2 separate regions of the Mus musculus genome follow, and region 1 is linked to region 2. A link is a loop called in an ENCODE intact Hi-C map of the cell type or tissue named here. Cell type or tissue: heart. All regions are shown on one strand. Each heading gives the region's core, and the rest is flanking DNA. Links, peaks and the distances in the headings are about the cores only. Region 1 has its middle 9.9 kb from the start of Gm39345. Region 2 overlaps Neo1 (neogenin).

What was found. A loop is a pair of places that touch in the nucleus more often than their neighbours do. Peaks named below come from ENCODE experiments on the same cell type or tissue, not always from the same donor. Only the 100,000 strongest peaks of a DNase experiment are listed, where the experiment ranks them.
Region 1: a loop joins it to region 2, with 5 times the contacts of the local background. A loop is called at or near these places in 18 of 42 quality-filtered maps.

What each region holds. Positions count from the first base shown.
Region 1 is chr9:59,265,643-59,273,981 of GRCm38, forward strand. No RefSeq gene overlaps it. Among named protein-coding and RNA genes, the nearest start is that of Gm39345, 9.9 kb to the left of the region's middle. In heart, for the core only: CTCF peaks have their summits at 914 (motif pointing right), 4,325 (motif pointing left) and 7,730 (motif pointing right); DNase peaks (open chromatin) are centred at 4,249 and 6,219; H3K27ac peaks cover 970 bases.
Region 2 is chr9:58,899,862-58,908,200 of GRCm38, forward strand. It overlaps Neo1 (neogenin), which reads right to left. Exons shown (of 28, transcript NM_001042752.1): 17 at 7,010-7,185; 18 at 6,789-6,927; 19 at 4,583-4,690; 20 at 3,053-3,247. Among named protein-coding and RNA genes, the nearest start is that of Hcn4, 81 kb to the left of the region's middle. In heart, for the core only: a CTCF peak has its summit at 3,513 (motif pointing right); no DNase peak of the experiment used is centred there.

The DNA of each region.
Region 1 (8,339 bases), core at 276-8,275, 370 kb after region 2:
CCAAAGCACTACCTGTCACGACGGGACACCATTTTCTCGAGCACCGCTTGATCAATTCACTAGAGTGAATGTACCCTACAACTCACCACTAGCGGTCTGACAGTGACCCTGCATCTGGATCATTTCTGAAGCACGGGGGGCGGGGGGGGGGCGGGGGAGGGGGATGCTCAGCTCTCTAACTGGCAATCGTTCGAAGGCAGCTCAAGGATGATAGGAGCTGGTAAGAAGCACACAATGAAGATGGGCTGCAGTGCTTTGAACGAATATTGAACCACACCTGTGCCACACGGAGCACAGAAGTTTCGAGTTATTCTGAGGGTGCTTCTAGGCACCCTATTTTGGGAGAGCCTCCGATGGAGAAGGGAGGCAAAGTTCTAACAGACTACGGTGACGTGAGTGTCTCTACCTTCCTCCTACCTGTATCTAGAAACTCTATCCCTACTTTCTCTGCCTGTGTGCGCTGAGGATGCTTCGTGGGTTCAATGAGGTGGCAACCCCCCCCCCCCGCAACATGTCCGTGTCTATAGCACGGGCCTGGGGGTTGCTAGCAGAAGAATTGAGCTGAGTCTTTAGCTTGCCGCAGAGAATGCTAACATTTGCACCTCCGTGGAGGAAGGTGGAAAGCCATCACAGAGCCCATACTTCAGCAAAAGACAGCCAAATCCTTACAAAAGGCTTATTTTCCCAGAACTGAAATCTAACGAAGCCTATGGACGACTCCCCTACAAACACTCCTTTGATCAACCAACCAATTAACCCAGGGCTTACACCCTAGAACACCTCCCTTACCAATATTCAACTAATCCCCTCCCTGCCTTAAATCATGCCAGGACTAGGTTTGGAGAACTAGAGCCACATGGAGCTGGAACTGGGAAGGCGGGGTCCAGACGGACACTGGTGGGAGTAGCTAAGTTTCTGCTCTTCCGGTAGAGGGCAGCAATGAGCAAGAACTAAGACTGTGATCTACTAGCTTATCTCTGGAATACTGAAGAAGAAAACCTTCCTTTGGTTCAAATTGGTGAGTGTCTAGCATCAGGAAGAACTTCTTCTTCTTCTTTTTTTTTTTTTTCGTATCTGAATTTATTTTTTAATTAATTAATTTTTTATTTGATATTTTCTTTTGTTTGTTTGTTTGTTTGTTTGTTTTTCGAGACAGGGTTTCTCTGTATAGCCCTGGCTGTCCTGGAGCTCATTTTGTAGACCAGGCTGGCCTCGAACTCAGAAATTCGCCTGCCTCTGCCTCCTGAGTGCTAGGATTAAAGGCGTGCGCCACCACGCCCAGCAGATATTTTCTTTATATACATTTCAAATGCTATCCTGAAAGTTCCCTATACCCTCCCTCCGCCCTGCTCCCCTACCCACCCACTCCCGTTTCTTGGTCCTGGCATTCCCCTGTACTGGGGCATATAAAGTTTGCAATACCAAGGGGCCTCTCTTCCCAATAATGGCCAACTAGGCCATCTTCTGCTACATATGCAACTAGAGATATAAGCTCTGGGGGTACTGATTAGTTCATATTGTTGTTCCTCCTATAGGGTTGCAGACCCCTTCAGCTCCTTGGAAACTTTCTCTAGCTTCTCCATTGAGGGCCCTGTTTTCCATCTTATAGATGACTGTGAGCATCCACTTCTGTATTTGCCAGGCACTGGCATAGCCTCATATGAGACAGCTATAACAGAGTCCCTTCAGCAAAAATCTTCCTGGCATATGCAATAGTGTCTGGGCTTGGTGGCTGATTATGGGATGGATCCCCGGGTGGGGTAGTCTCTGGATAGTCCATCCTTTCATCTTAGCTCCAAACTTTGTCTCTGTAACTCCTTTCATGGGCATTTTGTTCCCTCTTCTATGGAGGAATGAAGTATCCACCCATTGGTCTTCCCTCTTCTTGATTTTCTTGTGTTTTGCAAATTGTATCTTGGGTGTTCTATGTTTCTGGGCTAATATCCACTTATCAGTGAGTGCATATCTAATGACTTCAGGAAGAACTTCTTATATAGGAAGACTCTAGCAGCAGAATCCACCCACTTGAGCACTCACATACTTGCTTGAAACACAAGATGTTGAGTGTGGCCGATTGTACTTTTGCAAGATAGTCACAGCAGTATCAATGAATCACATCCACCTTTTCGCAACTCGACTTTGCCACCCTCTCCCGGAAAGGGGAGTTTATTTCGCTCTTGTGTCTAAGCAGTCTGGTCCATCAAGCACCAGAAGACAGCAGGGGTTGCCTGGTCAGTTCCAGGCGGGGCTCTAACTACCCAGACACCTTCTGCTTCCCACCCTTGCACTGCTCTCTCTTGGGGTTCTCTCAAGAGCCTGACACTAGACCGAGGGTATTCAGTATCCTTGATGTTCTAGCACTAGAGATCTTGATTCTAGAGAGACTATTCTTTCCATGGCTACCTGATGCCTAGAGGTAAAAATAATGCTCTCTGTGATCATGCTTCTCATCAACCCACCAAGCTATCCAGGGCCCACACTCCCAACCACGTTCATTATCAAGCTATACGTGCACATGTGCGTGTTCACGCGTGCAGAGAGAGAGAGAGCGCTAATATTTTCCTCACTCTAATCAAAGCAGGCCAGGTTCTGGAGAACTATCTATCATCCTAAATACAACCTGAAATTCAAACAATTCAAATGATCTAGTTGTCCTGTGTTTCTCGAGAACACTTAGCAAGTCACCTACACAAGAATCCTCCTTTTGGGACATGCGGCATACATCTACGAGAGATACAAAGAACATTTCAACTACTTAGAATTTAGTGTTGCCGGCAGAGACTTCTGTAGTTGACAGATGGATTAGAGTAGATGGGGCTGGGTGGAGGGAAGGGGAGAAACGAGAATGGATGGCTCTTTTATAGAGCTTTGCTATAAAGAGGAGCTTGAAAAATAACAGAATGATCAGGCATCGAAGAGAAATGAAAATTGTATTGTTTACATAGCACAGAACCCCTGAATTTGGCAGCTTAAATGTATGCTGTTTATTACACAGTGACAAGAATTCCTCAGGGTGGTCCTGGCTTAGACGCTACAGTGAGAACGTCAGCTACCGGAAGCCCGGGCAGCTGTGGGAGCTGCATTCAAACCTACTCATAGCTCTTGGCCAGAGGTGTCAGTTCCTCTCCATTTGGCCACCCCCTGGGACTGCTCAGGACATTGCCACCCCCAGGCAGATGATGAGAGAGACAGGTGTTTATAAGCACAGGGACAAACACTGGCTAAGACATACCACCGTAGGTAACTGTGAAAGCCTGTGGCTATTGAGAGTGGGCTAAGATCAAAGCTATGGAGACGATAAAAGCCAACTTCTGTGTTGTATAGTTCTGCCTTCCTTTTTGATTTTAGACATTAAGGGCTGAGAGATGGCTTTGGGGTAAGAACATTTTGGGGACAAGCATGAAGATCTCAGTTAAGACTCACTCGGGGCAGGGAGAAGGGGGGACACTGGTTTGCTGAGGTGCTTCAATGGGTAAAGTGCAGGTAAGCCAGATGACCTGAGTTCAATCCCAGGGACCCATATGGTGGGAAGAGAGAACCAGTTCCTGCAAGCTGTCCTCTGACCTCTATCTATGTGCTGTGCTGAGCACACACAGCTAACAACTAAATGTAAATTTGAAAAATGTCTTGAAGCCATGCACACCCACCTGATGGGCACTGAGGGAACAGAGACAAGAGGATCACTCGGGCATTCCGGTCAGCAGCCTAGGCAGAAAGGCTTCAAGTTCCAGGTTCATTGAAAGACTCTCAAGAGATTAAGATGGAAAGTCACAGTGGAAGCCACCTGATGCCCACATACATACAACATATGTGCATGCATGAGTGCTCATAGATGCACACTTTAAAAAAAAAGTGTGTGTGGGGGGGTGAAGCTTAAATGAATTTATAATAGTTGTGTCCTCTGCAAAATGTATCCATGAGAGAAATGACAAAAGCAGAGGATTTAAAGTGGGTCATAAAACAAAACAAAACTGCAGAGGGTGACCAAAAAAGGTGATTTTAGGGACATCTATGTGGGTAGAATCCTGGCAAGGTAAAGATTATAAGGAAGCCCAAGATGTTCTGGAAACCCGATCTCCTCTTGCTTGCCCACTGACCTTGAGGAGGCAGAGGCTCCTTGGCTCCGCACAGCTTGTGACAGCCAGCTGCCTGATTGGGACTGACTGTGGCCTTTCCGATCAGATCTTCATAACCTAGCCAAGCCCAACCATTTGCTGCTCCCTAAGGCACCAGACCATTTTCCCAGTTCTCTCACACAGATGGCAATCCGGACAGCTCAGCTCTGGACTCCTTAACTTCAGGAAAGCATCTGCCCTCTGCTGGTGGCTCTATCAGGAAGTTGGCTTGTTCCAGCAGCTCCGGGCCCAATGGAGCCTCTTGAACGGTCTACCACACCTCCAGAATGATTGATGCCACCTCTAGGTAGAGGCAAGAGAAGCCTCATCCAGGGAACAGAGTGTTCCCATGTGTATAATCTATGCCTGTCCCGCAGTGGGTCCTAGTTCTTTGGGAATGAAGGGGATGAGACTGAGTCTTGCTCTGTAGCCCAGGTTGACACTGAACTCATTCTACGGCCCAGGCTGCCCTAGAACTGGAGATCCTCCTACCTTCCTCAACTTGCTGAGTTTTGAAACTACAGGTGTGTGCTACCCCACCTACTTCATTGGCAGTCCTTAGTGAGTACACACAGAGACTGAGATAAAGTCTCTCTCTCTCTCTCTCTCTCTCTCTCTCTCTCTTGCTCTCACTCTCGCTCTCCCCCCCCCCACACCCCGTTCTGTAGGCCATCTGCAGAAGCATGAGAACCTGAGTTCAAGTTCCCATGCCAAAGAAAAAAAAAATTTGGTCCTGCAATTGGGCTGAGACAGGAGGATTGCTGAGGTTTGCTGTCTGCCAACCTAGCTCCAGTTTCAGTAAGAGACTCTATCTCCCGGGGCTAAGGTAGACATTGATAGAGCATGCCCAATGTCCTCTGGCCATCCCATGCAAAATGCATACATGTGCACATACACCTCCTTCCCTACACATGTATATTTATCAGGAGCTTGTATTTTATATGATTTTAAGTTTACCAGTTATTGTAAAGGACATTACAACAGATATAGATGAGGTGGTGGGAGGAGCAACCCTAACTGGGAGGACCATCCTCCAGACATATTCCTGCTCACAAGCTTCTTTGGTGTTTTAAGGGAGGCTCCACTGCAAAGACACGAGTAATTGCATCATTGACCACTGAGAACCAACCATCCGCCTTCAGCCCCTCTCCTCAGCCCAGGAAACGATCCCTCTAATCCTATCTCAGTGTTTCCAGTGACCAGGCCCCACCCTGAAGCTACCAGCCATGCATTAGCATTCAAAAACCAACTAATAATAAAAACAAACAAACAAAAAACCCTTCCAGTTTGGAGAATCTGAGGATTTTAGGAGTCTTTGGCCAGAATATTTACAAAATTTAATAAATATTTCACCATATTTCAGAAATCCTTTACCTCAGAAGGCTGTATAAACCAAAAGAGACAAGAAGATGACTAGAACCCTGCCCAGTATTAATAGCCTGTCTAGTCCATCACGTTTGAATACATCTCCCAGGCAAGGTCACTCAGGGTCAAGGTCTTCTCTTTGATCTTGTCAGCTTCCACAGACAGGAGTGGTGACTGTAAACACATAGCTTCCCCCATTCACACACCTGGTAGGATTGAGCTAAACCACAATGTCCTTGCCGGCCTCTTCTTAAATTAATGTGGCATTGAATTTCAATTCGTCCCTGAGACTGACCTACTGAGCTTCCTTCCCTTCAGAGGCACCCAAACGATGCCTGCCTGTGGGAATCAACACTCAGCATTAGGTTTCCAGAAAGAAAGGAGAGATGGTTTGATTTGAGAGTTGAATTGTCCTTGAGGGTATGAGATTTATTAAGGATATTAATATTGCAGACAACATGACAGAGAGAACACACACACAGAGAGACAGAGAGAAAGACAGAGACAGAGAGAGAGAGAGAGGGAGAGAGAGAGAGCGAGAGAGAGAGAGAGAACCTTCAGTTCTACCAGACAATGTGTTTGTTTCTCTCTTTCAGTTTCTGAGGGAGGGGGAAGATCCCACACCATGAAGCAGCAAGCATGGTTAATAAATAGCCCAAAGGTCACAGCAGCTTGCTTATCAGGACTCCCTCGCAGCAGGTGTGAGGGTAAAGAGGCTGCAGGGGTGTGGCCTGTTTTCTTTGCAGCAGCAGTCTGTGGAAGGCCTGAGGTCCACCTCGGTCTAGCCTGTGAATTGTGCTTGGCAGTGGCACGCAGTGCCTCTCCTTGTTCCACTCCCATCTGGAGAGAGCGAGGGCACACGTCACAGACCAGGTGGCCTAGTTTCACAACAGAGCAGTGGAGTGGCCTTCATTCAAGGTTGTTAACCTCAAGTTTGCCATTTGGAGGAGCAGAGCAGCCCATCTCTCAGGACCCCGGGAATTCCAAAATCAAAGCTACAGGCTCCTCCTCAGGAATTATCCCTGTGTCCAGAACTTAAAGCTGCAACACTCAATCCTGTGACTGTCACTGGAGCTCTTAGGTCTGACTGTAGAGAGGCTCCAAAACCAGGTCCAGCCATACTCCCCAAAAATCAAATGGAAGGATAATAGAAACAGCAAAGGAAGAGCCACGCTGGGAAGACAGGGAAACTAAATGTCCTCAGGCCTGTCTTTGATCCCCGGACGCATGTAGGGAAAGAACTGGAGCAAGGAACAAGTGGGGTGTGTGCAAGGCCAAGAAATCTCAGTCAGACTGAGGTATGCTCTGCCCTTATTTTAGATCTGAGTCTCTGAATCCCTGTGGGCTCTGAGAAAGATGTGTGTGTTTGTGAGTGTGTGTGTGTGGTGTATGGATGGTATGTGTGATGTGTGTGTATGGTGTGTATAGTGTGCATGTGTGCGTGGTGTGTGTGTGTGCTGTTTGTGTGGTATGTGTGTGTGGTGTGTGTGGTATGGTGTATATGTGTGATGTATGTGTATGGTTATGGTGTGTGTATATGTGTGTGGGGTGTGTGTGTGCGTGGTATTGTGGTGTGCTGTTTGTGTGTGGTATGTGTGTGTGTGTTGTGTTGTGTATGTGTGAAGTATGTGTATGGCTATGGTGTGTGTATATGTGTAGGGGTGTGTGATGTGTGTGTGTATGTGTGGTGTGGTATGGTGTGTATGTGTGATGTATGTGTATGGTTATGGTGTGTAATAATGTGTGATGTGTGTGTGTGTGTGTGGTGTGTGTTATGTGTGTGTTCAGGTACGTGTTGGTTTTGTACCTCTGGAGGCAAGAAGAAAACCTTAGCCGTTGTTCCTCAGGCACTGTGGTCCTTGATTTTTGAAATACAGGCTCTCATTACCTGAGCTGAGCTGATTGGCCAATGAAGCCCAGGAAACCCCACTGAGAAGTCTGCCTCCAACTTCTCAGCTCTGGGATTACAATGGGATCAAACTCAGATCCATGCTTGCAACCACTCCACTGACTGAGCTATACCCCCAGCCCAAGGTGTTTTAAAGTGTGAAGGGTAGTCCAGTCCCCTGCGTCGGTGCAGCCCCCTCATGGGGTGTTCTGCCTGCAGATCTCTGCTCCTCAAAGCTTGCTGCCTTCAGCCATGAAAAGCAAGGATTACTAGCTTTACATGAAATTCTTTTATGAAAAGATCACTTTTGATTATGTATATGGGAAGATGTATGGGCATGAGAGTGCAGATGCTTACAGAGGCCAGAAGGGGGCATCTGATCTGGAACTGGGGTTACAGGCAGCCATATGGGTTCTGAAAATCAGACTTGAGTCCCCTGCAAGAGCAGTACTAGCTCTTAACCACTAGGCAATCCTGTCTTTTTGTTTTGTTTTGTTTTGTTTTGTTTTGTTTTGTTTTGTTTTGTTTTGTTTTGTTGGTTCCCCCCACCTCTAAGACTAAGTTTCTCTGTGTAGCCATGGCTGTCCTGGCTGTCCTGGAACTCACTCTCTAGACCAGGCCTTGAACTCAGAGATCTGCCTGCCTCTACCTCCAAGTGTTAAGATTAACAGCATGTGAACCCACCATCTGGGATTTAAATGTATAGTTTATTTTTATTTTATGTTAATTGGTATTTTGCTTCTATGTATATCTGTTGGGTCCCCTAAAACTTGAGTTACAGACAAGAGCTGCCATGTGGGTGCTGGGAATTGAACCTAGGTCCCTTGGAAGAACAACAGCACTCTTTTTGTTTGTTTGTTTGGTTGGTTGGTCTTTCGAGACAGGGTTTCTCTGTATAGCCCTGGCTGTCCTAGAACTCACTCTGTAGACCAGGGTGGCCTCGAACTCAGAAATCTGCCTGCCTCTGCCTC
Region 2 (8,339 bases), core at 304-8,303:
CTATAGTCACAGGTTCAAATGAGTGAGGTCTCCCCAGCAGCAGACCTCAAAGAGGCAGAAACCCCAGGCTTTATTTTATTTCTGTTTTATAATCCTTATTCTTAGTTTTCAGTTTCTCTCTTTCTTCCTCCATAAAGATATTCCTCAATTCCAAGTTACTAGCCAGAAAGCAGTGGCAAGCTCTTGAGAAGAGGCCAGCAAGCATAAAAAGTAAAAGCTGCTCCTGACCGTTAATGGCACGCAGTGCTTACAAGACTGCCCGTGAACACCAGCTCCACTACATGGCAGTGCTTTGCTGTGGGGCAAGTCATGTAATTAGTCACTTGGACATCTGTTTACAACACCAAATGGAAATTTAAGACCATGAGACACTGAATACTGCTCTGTGTGTAGTAAATGATCAATAAATGTTAACTATTACAAACATCATAAATTCAGGGATGTCCTCTTCCTCTTTATGGAGGCAGAGTACACGGAGCTCTAGTAAACACTTATAAGAGATATTTTCACAAATAAAGCTTGACTAGAAATGTATAAATACATTTATTTCTGCAAAACAGAGTTAATGTTAATTCCTCTTTCCTCTTATAAAGAATCATATTTTAAAAGAAACAAAGGGAGCCCGAATATAAAGTTGTATAAGTACTTCATTTAATAGAATAAATCTAGAGGCTAACTATAATGTTTGATATGTTCTCAGAAGTAAAAAATCTATACAAGAAAAGAACAGTTGTTCTTGGATCCTACAGTATAGTTTCAGAACTTCTAGGGCATAGTCTAGGATTTAATTTAGTCTCTGACCCCTTTTCCATTGTTCCTACTAACTACTCCATCCTCTTACTTCTGAGGCTATCATCTCCCAAGTGACACACACTATGTAAGCCTCAAGATTCCTGTTGTTCTTCATATGCTATCACATCAGGCAAAATCTAACTGGCAGAGATACTCAGCATTTTAAGTTCTTTATATTTAAATTTTCATGATTATCACGTAAGCTACATTTAAACTTTCCAGAACACATCACATAAACAAACAAACAAATCAACCAACCAACCAAACAAACAAAAAGCTGCCACTGAACTCACCTTGTTTGCCAAGATTTAGTTGGTTTATATTCCTGCATTTCCCAATATTTTATTTAGCATTTAAAGAATAACCAAGAAATTCAAAGGATGTACCCTAAATACCAACAGGTGAAAAATTTTGAATACTAGAACAGCAAAGTGCTGCTTAACAGTTATCAAATGAAAGAGCAAGGCGTATTTACATTCTCTGCATATTCAGCGTATTCAGCAAGGCATATTTACATTCTCTGCATATTCAGCGTAACGCTTTATGAAATCTCATGCTTCTACACTCAAAACACTATGCCCACAGTTCCCTCCCATGTAAAAAAAGACTTGTTGAACACAAGCACATGTCCAAAGCCATGAAACTCAATACTCTGTTCTGATTCTTACATTAACCAAGATCCAAAAAGCTGAATTTCTGATTATTACTGTTAAACCATGAGAACAATTATCAACTTTATTTCTAGTGTTCTATCTCTATATGGAAAGCTACCTTTAGCTTGTTTCTTAGAGACAGAAATCACAAAGGGCAGCTAACATGCCACCAGAGCAATCACAATGAAAAACCTGCCAGTCAAGGATTTCAAGACAGGTGACATTAAGACTCGTCCTTCCTAAGTGTCTTGCCACATGCTTTTTATCCTTTTATAAAAACAGTCTTACTTAATGTTTAAGGAAGAAATATAAAAAGAGCTATAAATTAACATCCTTGGTCACAGATAAGCACGTATGTAACAAGATTATATACGTATGTCAGAAGTGAAATACAGTGTTTACTGATTTTGATACTGACTTTTCACTTAAATAAAATACTAAATATGAAAGATTGCTATACTGCTCACATTTGCCTCAAATGCTTATCACTGTTTATAACTTTAGCATCTTAACTTCTAAGGATAACCTGATCTTCACTTAATGCCAATCTAGAGTTTATTCAACTCAATTTTCTTCCACCAGGTAAGTTAGCTTCTAAGTGACTCCCTCAGCTTTTCAGATATCCCAAGGGCTATAAACATGGACTCAACACTACTCTGGCCAATAAGTATGTGTGGTTTTAAACACATGATACTGATTTTCAGGCGGAAAAATGAAACAAAAAGCTAATGATAGGTTGCAAAAGAGAAAAAATGAGAGGCCATCTCCTCATTTACCTTGGTCATTAGGCATTTTATCAGAGGAGTCCGCTGACAGGTCAAGCACAGGGGAAGAGGAAACAAGAGCAAGGATCACCAGCTTTGAAGATGGACAGACAGACGTCTTAAAGGAAAAATACAATTCCCACAAACTTCCAAGTAAATTGATAATAGAAAAGAAATTCAGGTTTTCACCTCTCCACAGTCTCAGTACCCAACTCCATTTAATTGGCCTAAGCTTGCCTGGCTTACTATTTTATATTCTTTTTTCGTGAGCTTTACATAAATGGCTCCTTCTAACCTCATCCTCCACAAAAGTTGACATTTAAACTTTTATTTATTTATTTATTTATTTATTTATTTATTTAATGTAAGTACACTGTAGCTGTCTTCAGATGCACCAGAAGAGGGCATCAGGATCTCAGGTGGTTGTGAGCCACCATGTGGTTGCTGGGATTTGAACTTCGGACCTTCAGAAGAATAGTCGGGTGCTCTTACCCACTGAGCCATCTCACCAGCCCCTAAACTTTTTATGTTAAGAGACTGTGTGTGCTGAAAGAAAACATCTGTCAGAATATTGTGCAGTATAACTCTGTAGAAACCTAAAGAATCACATCTGATTTCTCTGATAAAAACTAAGAGATCACTGTAATTCTTCTGCCCAGATACAGACAGCCAACGTTTCCCTCTGGGTGGACTGGGAGAGTACCAATTTGGTGGCCAGTGGGTAGGAGAGGAATTCTTTGGAAGTCTTTACAGTGAGGCTGGCAAGTCCATTACCAGTGCTCTCCACATGCTGCAGTCCCATTATAGACAACACAGTAAAACCCTTGGCTCGGGGAGAGTTACCTTTAGGTGTTCTGAACTGTACAGCTTCAGACATGGGCCCCATGCCCTTTGAGTTCCGGGCCTGGATTTTGAAGTAGTATGGCGTATCAAGTGTTAACTCTTGAATCTGGTGAGTCAGTCTGTTTCCCACAACTGGTTCAATAACCCAGTCATGTATCTCTGCATTCACATCCGTGCTGTAATAGATGATGTAACCTGTCCAGAGCAATTAATAGAAAAAAGAGATCCCATTTCTGCTTTTCTTTTTGCAATCTGAAAGTCAATAAATGTCTACAATATAGTATCTGAATGAAGTATCATGAGGGCTCTGACTTAGAATCACGTAGTTCTGGGACTCTGCAATGGTATGCCATGCTCAATTATGATAAAAATCATTTCCCAGGAGGAAAATGCTCGGCAGATTGGAAAACCTGACAAAGTTCTAAGGGTGGGTTAGGTCACAGAGGCTGTCACCAGATATTTCCACCAGGGGGCACTCAATTCCCACAAATGAGGCAGGATGCCTTACAAACATAAGCCTTCTTGATCTACACTACAAAATTGTGATTTAAGGTTTTAAAAGACAAAGCAAAATGTAATCTGAGTTAAGCTATATTTGTTTCTTTTATAGAAGAAGCAAAATAGGAACCTAAGAAAATGACTAGGATTTATTGGGAAAGGACATCTTATTTAAACGTTACAGGAACATACTAGGTATGGTGGCACACTTTTAAGCCCAGCACTAGGCGGGAAGAGGTAGATTGGTCTCTGAATTAGAGGCCAGCCTGATCTACACAGAGAGTTCCAGGACAGCTAGGACTATAAATAAAACACACACACACACACACACACACACACACACACACACACACACACATATATATATGTATGTATGTCTCAAAAAAACCAAACCAAAACAGACAAAAAAAAAGTTACAGGGACAAAATACACTTTCTGAGTCATTAGGCCATCTTCCTTGTATTTCAGAAGGCAACTGGTTCTTTAGCAAACTTCTAATGAATGGGGCACAGGTTCCAAGCATCTGCCAGTATTCTACTATGGGGAATTTCTCTCTGAAGTCCAAAGGGGGGGCCGAGGGGTGGGGGTGGGATCCTGAGATCTTTGGTAGGCCTAGGGTAATTCAAGCTTCTAACTCTACTAGTAAGAGCACAGAATTGTGAAGTGACAGGCCTTGGGCTGTAGTGGTGGTTTAAAGCCTAATGGGATTTGGTGGGGCTTGTAAGTAGAAAAGCACAGTCTATACAGACTAGATAATTTCCAGTAAAACTGGACACACAAGTTCAAAGCAAGTCATCTGGGGAGTGGACAGCATTTTGGAAAATAAACGTACCCATCAAGCTGCAGTAGAAAAATAGGTTGTCCCACCATATATTGTTAAGTAACACTACTGGCTAGACACACAATTCCATGCTACCCTTGCTTCAATTTCAAGGACCAACATGACTCACTACACTCCATACAAGGACCCAGCCAGGTTCACATCCCCACTTTATTGATGACACAGAACTTGCCCAGTCTAAGGCGTCTTACCTGTAATCTTGCCGTTAGCTTCAGAGGGAGGCTGCCAATTCACTATGATGGTTCTAGGTTTTCCTTCCTTACTCACAACTGTCACATCCTTAGGTGGAGAAGTAGGAACTACAAAATAACAAACACTATCCATTTTAATAGAATTCAATTTTCCAATTCTTTTCACTGATAAGGAACAGCAAATGCATAGAAAAAAGACAAAGCCCCCAGCTTTAATAATGCAAGTCTATGTATAACCAATCATTTCTAATAAAAAGAAGACTATACAAAGTATCAAAGAAAAACTAAAACCATGAGGATAGAGAATGGGCCTGTGGACTGGGAGGTGGTTCCAAGCACACACTACCATCTGGTATTTTATAGTTTGCATTTTCTTAAGGCTATGACAACCTAGACGGGCAAGTGCCATTGTCCCTTGTTGGGAGGTCAAGGCACCAAAACTGAGAGCAGTTACATAACTGTCCCAGACTACTTCCTCTCAATTGATTTGGCTTATTTGGTAGGACATTTTAAAGTGTTAAAGTTTTCTCTCTTGCTCAGAGTTGACTCTTAAAGTCAAATATGGCTTTTAAAAGCTCAATTCCCTCTAAGAAGAAATTTACTACTTGGTATTTTTCATTTTAAGCTCACACTGAAAGCATACTACCAACTGCTGATGTTAATGATATAAATAAAAGCTGTTCATGTAGCAGAAAAGATGACAAAAGAAGCCGGGCGGTGGTGGCACATGCCTTTAATCCCAGCACTTGGGAGGCAGAGGCAGGCGGATTTCTGAGTTCCAGGCCAGCCTGGTCTACAGAGTGAGTTCCAGGACAGCCAGGGCTATACAGAGAAACCCTGTCTCGAAAATAACAAAACCAAAACCAAAAACAAACAAACAAACAAAAGATGACAAAAGAAAATGGCTTTCTATGTTACAGGTGAGAATGTCTAATGTAATAGCTAAGTAGGAAAATGATCAAATCAAGCATTCCTTCAAATCGCTGCTTCCTAAAACATTCGAGTTTTAATATAAAATGGAAGAGCCTAGTGAAATGAACTCCTAAGGGAAAGTAAAATTTTCTCTTATTGGTCAGTAAGCTGAAAGTAAAGCAAAAAGATATTCTTAAATGGAAACACTGAGTGTGGTGGCACATGCCTTCAATCCCAACACTCCAGAGGCAGGCGGGACGGACTTGGATGTCATGTTCGTCTATACAGTGAGTGTTAGGCCAGCGAGGGCTACACAGTGAGACCCCGTGTCAACACGAAGCCAAACAAACAAACAACAAAATAAACAGAAAAGAAAGCAAACTAATAATTATTTGCCCCTTTCTATACTGTATTCCTAACTCTCCAGTCCAATCCCCTTTCCTGGAGAAATTCTAAGCAACTGTGCAGAAGGGCAAAACTGGTTTGCACAGAATGTGGAAGTTTGGTTTTCACCAGGCACAGAAATAGGTCAGAATACATAGATTCTCAAGGCTGCTCATATCCTTACCCCAGCAAAGTGCAGGGGAAACAGGGTCTCAAGGTTGGCCGCCTACTCTTTCCTTCATCTACTTAGTTATGCTTTCTCCCTCACGTGTACTAACAAACAGCAAAGGCCAGTCCAGCGAAGGATCTTACAGAGCTGCTTTCCAAGAAAGCCCTGGATTACCCAGCAAACTGTTCAGACTAGGCAACACAGCTGGGCAACTGCTGGGTCAAGGGCAGGTCACTTCATTGTTTTCAATTTCAATTTACCAGTAAGCAGGATTAATACAATAATATCTTGTATCTACCCACCCACATGCTTTTCCATCTGTTCCTCATTTTGCCTTATAATAACCTACTAAAGTAGAAATGGGGGGGCTATCACCCCAAACAAGATGGAGGAAACTGAGATTCAGTAGGATTAGTTGGCATGCTCATGAAACAATTGGCAGATGGCTGACCAGAGATTGAATTCTTGCAATTTCTAAAACCTAGTCTGTCTTGCACTGCACTATTCTGCTGTTTACTACTGTTTTAGCAAAGTGACCCAAAAATTCACAGTAGTTGAAATGGCAAACACAACTGAAATGCGGCTGCCCACCGGGTTCTGTAGCGAGAGCAGTATGTGCACTGCCCATGTCCAGTGGACGCAGGTGATAGGATGTGCCACAATAACAGTGTGAATTCTACAGGCTTTCGTATTTCACAAAGAGAAGAAGTGTCATGTGACATGGGATTGCATTATACTTACCTAATTCAAAGGTAGCGCCATGAGCTGTCATACTCCACGTGCTTGACCTTCTGCCTTTGGTCACCATCACAGAGAACTCATAGAGCGTATTTGGCTTTAAACCAGTAACCAAATAGCTTAACGTCGTTGCATTTGCATTCTGGAAAAGCATGAATCAAAGAACTTTAAAACAAGAAAATCCCACTGATTAGCTTTTTGCTCTCAAGGCAAATGTTCAGTACCTTGTACTTCGTGTTTGCTGGGATGTTGGTCTTCCACCGGACTGTGTAGTAGCGGGAGTCTGTAATCTTCTGGTGTTTGGGCAGGGAGTTGTCTGCCCAGGTAATCCTTATGGTGTCGTGACTCAGAATGGAAGCCTGAACTCCCACTGGTGGCATCATGGGAGTGGGATCTGGCACTGGAGTGTATGGAGCATTAATAACAAATAAATCAACTTCAGAAGTGTCTGGGTAAAAAGTAATTAAGAAAGGGAAGTGGCATTTTAACATAAACAAAAATAAAAGGGAATGCAGGGGAGTATAATGGAATGAAAAATGAAAAATGGAAAAAAAGAAAGAAAATCCAGAGTTAATAGATAGCCCTCATTCATTCAGAAGAGCACTTCTAATGTGTTTTTTTTTTTAAAGGAAAAATTGTAGGAAAATGTTAAACAAAATAGTACTTAACCATATTGTCAACAATACTCTAAAGACACTGAAAGATGGTAATTGAGTGATCATGTTAATACACATGCTTGCATTTTTTCGAATTCCTTGAAAATGTGACCCGCTGTCAGAAAAAAGATTACAAAAAAACCAAAACTGCTCTTAAAATCCAGAGTATAATTTCTGAACAAGCAACATAAAACTCATAGTCTGTTTTTTTTTTTTAGTAAATATGGCTGGATTTTGGGACATGAGTTACTACTACTGCCCATCATTGGACGTGTGATGGCTAAGCCAATTCAGACTTGCTGATATCTTAAGTGCAGAGGCAGTAGAGAAATGGCTCATAGCTGAATATATCCAAAGATTCCTCTTCCTTAAGAGGTGAACTGACACCATGTCGCAGTGTGTGCTGTACTTTCTCTAGGAGTCAGAATAAGGTAGTGAACAAGTCTCCATGAGGTACAGTAAATGCCATGATCGTTACAGATTCAAATGGCATAGCACTGACGAATTTTAGAGATCACAGTACTTATTTGATGAAGAATGTACGCATGTGCTGTGTTCTATGTGACAGACACACGCTCTACTGCAAAGCAAAGGCCAGGGTGAGTAAAGAAAAAAGAAAGAAAAAAAAAATCACTGAGGACCACAGCTGGAATGCAGTTCAGAAAGACCTCTGGGTTTTTCCAGCTCCTGGCTAGGTTTTCTAAATACACATACTCATTATTTTACAAGTTCAGATTAAATGCTGTTTCCTCATAAAGTGATAGTAACTCGTTTTATATATAACTAAAAATCTAAATTGACAGTCCTTGTTTATGAATAACTGCTACACTAGTGTAATAGTCTTCATGTGTATATTTCCTGCATGATGAATAATTCTCTCAAAACTCTGCATCCTAGA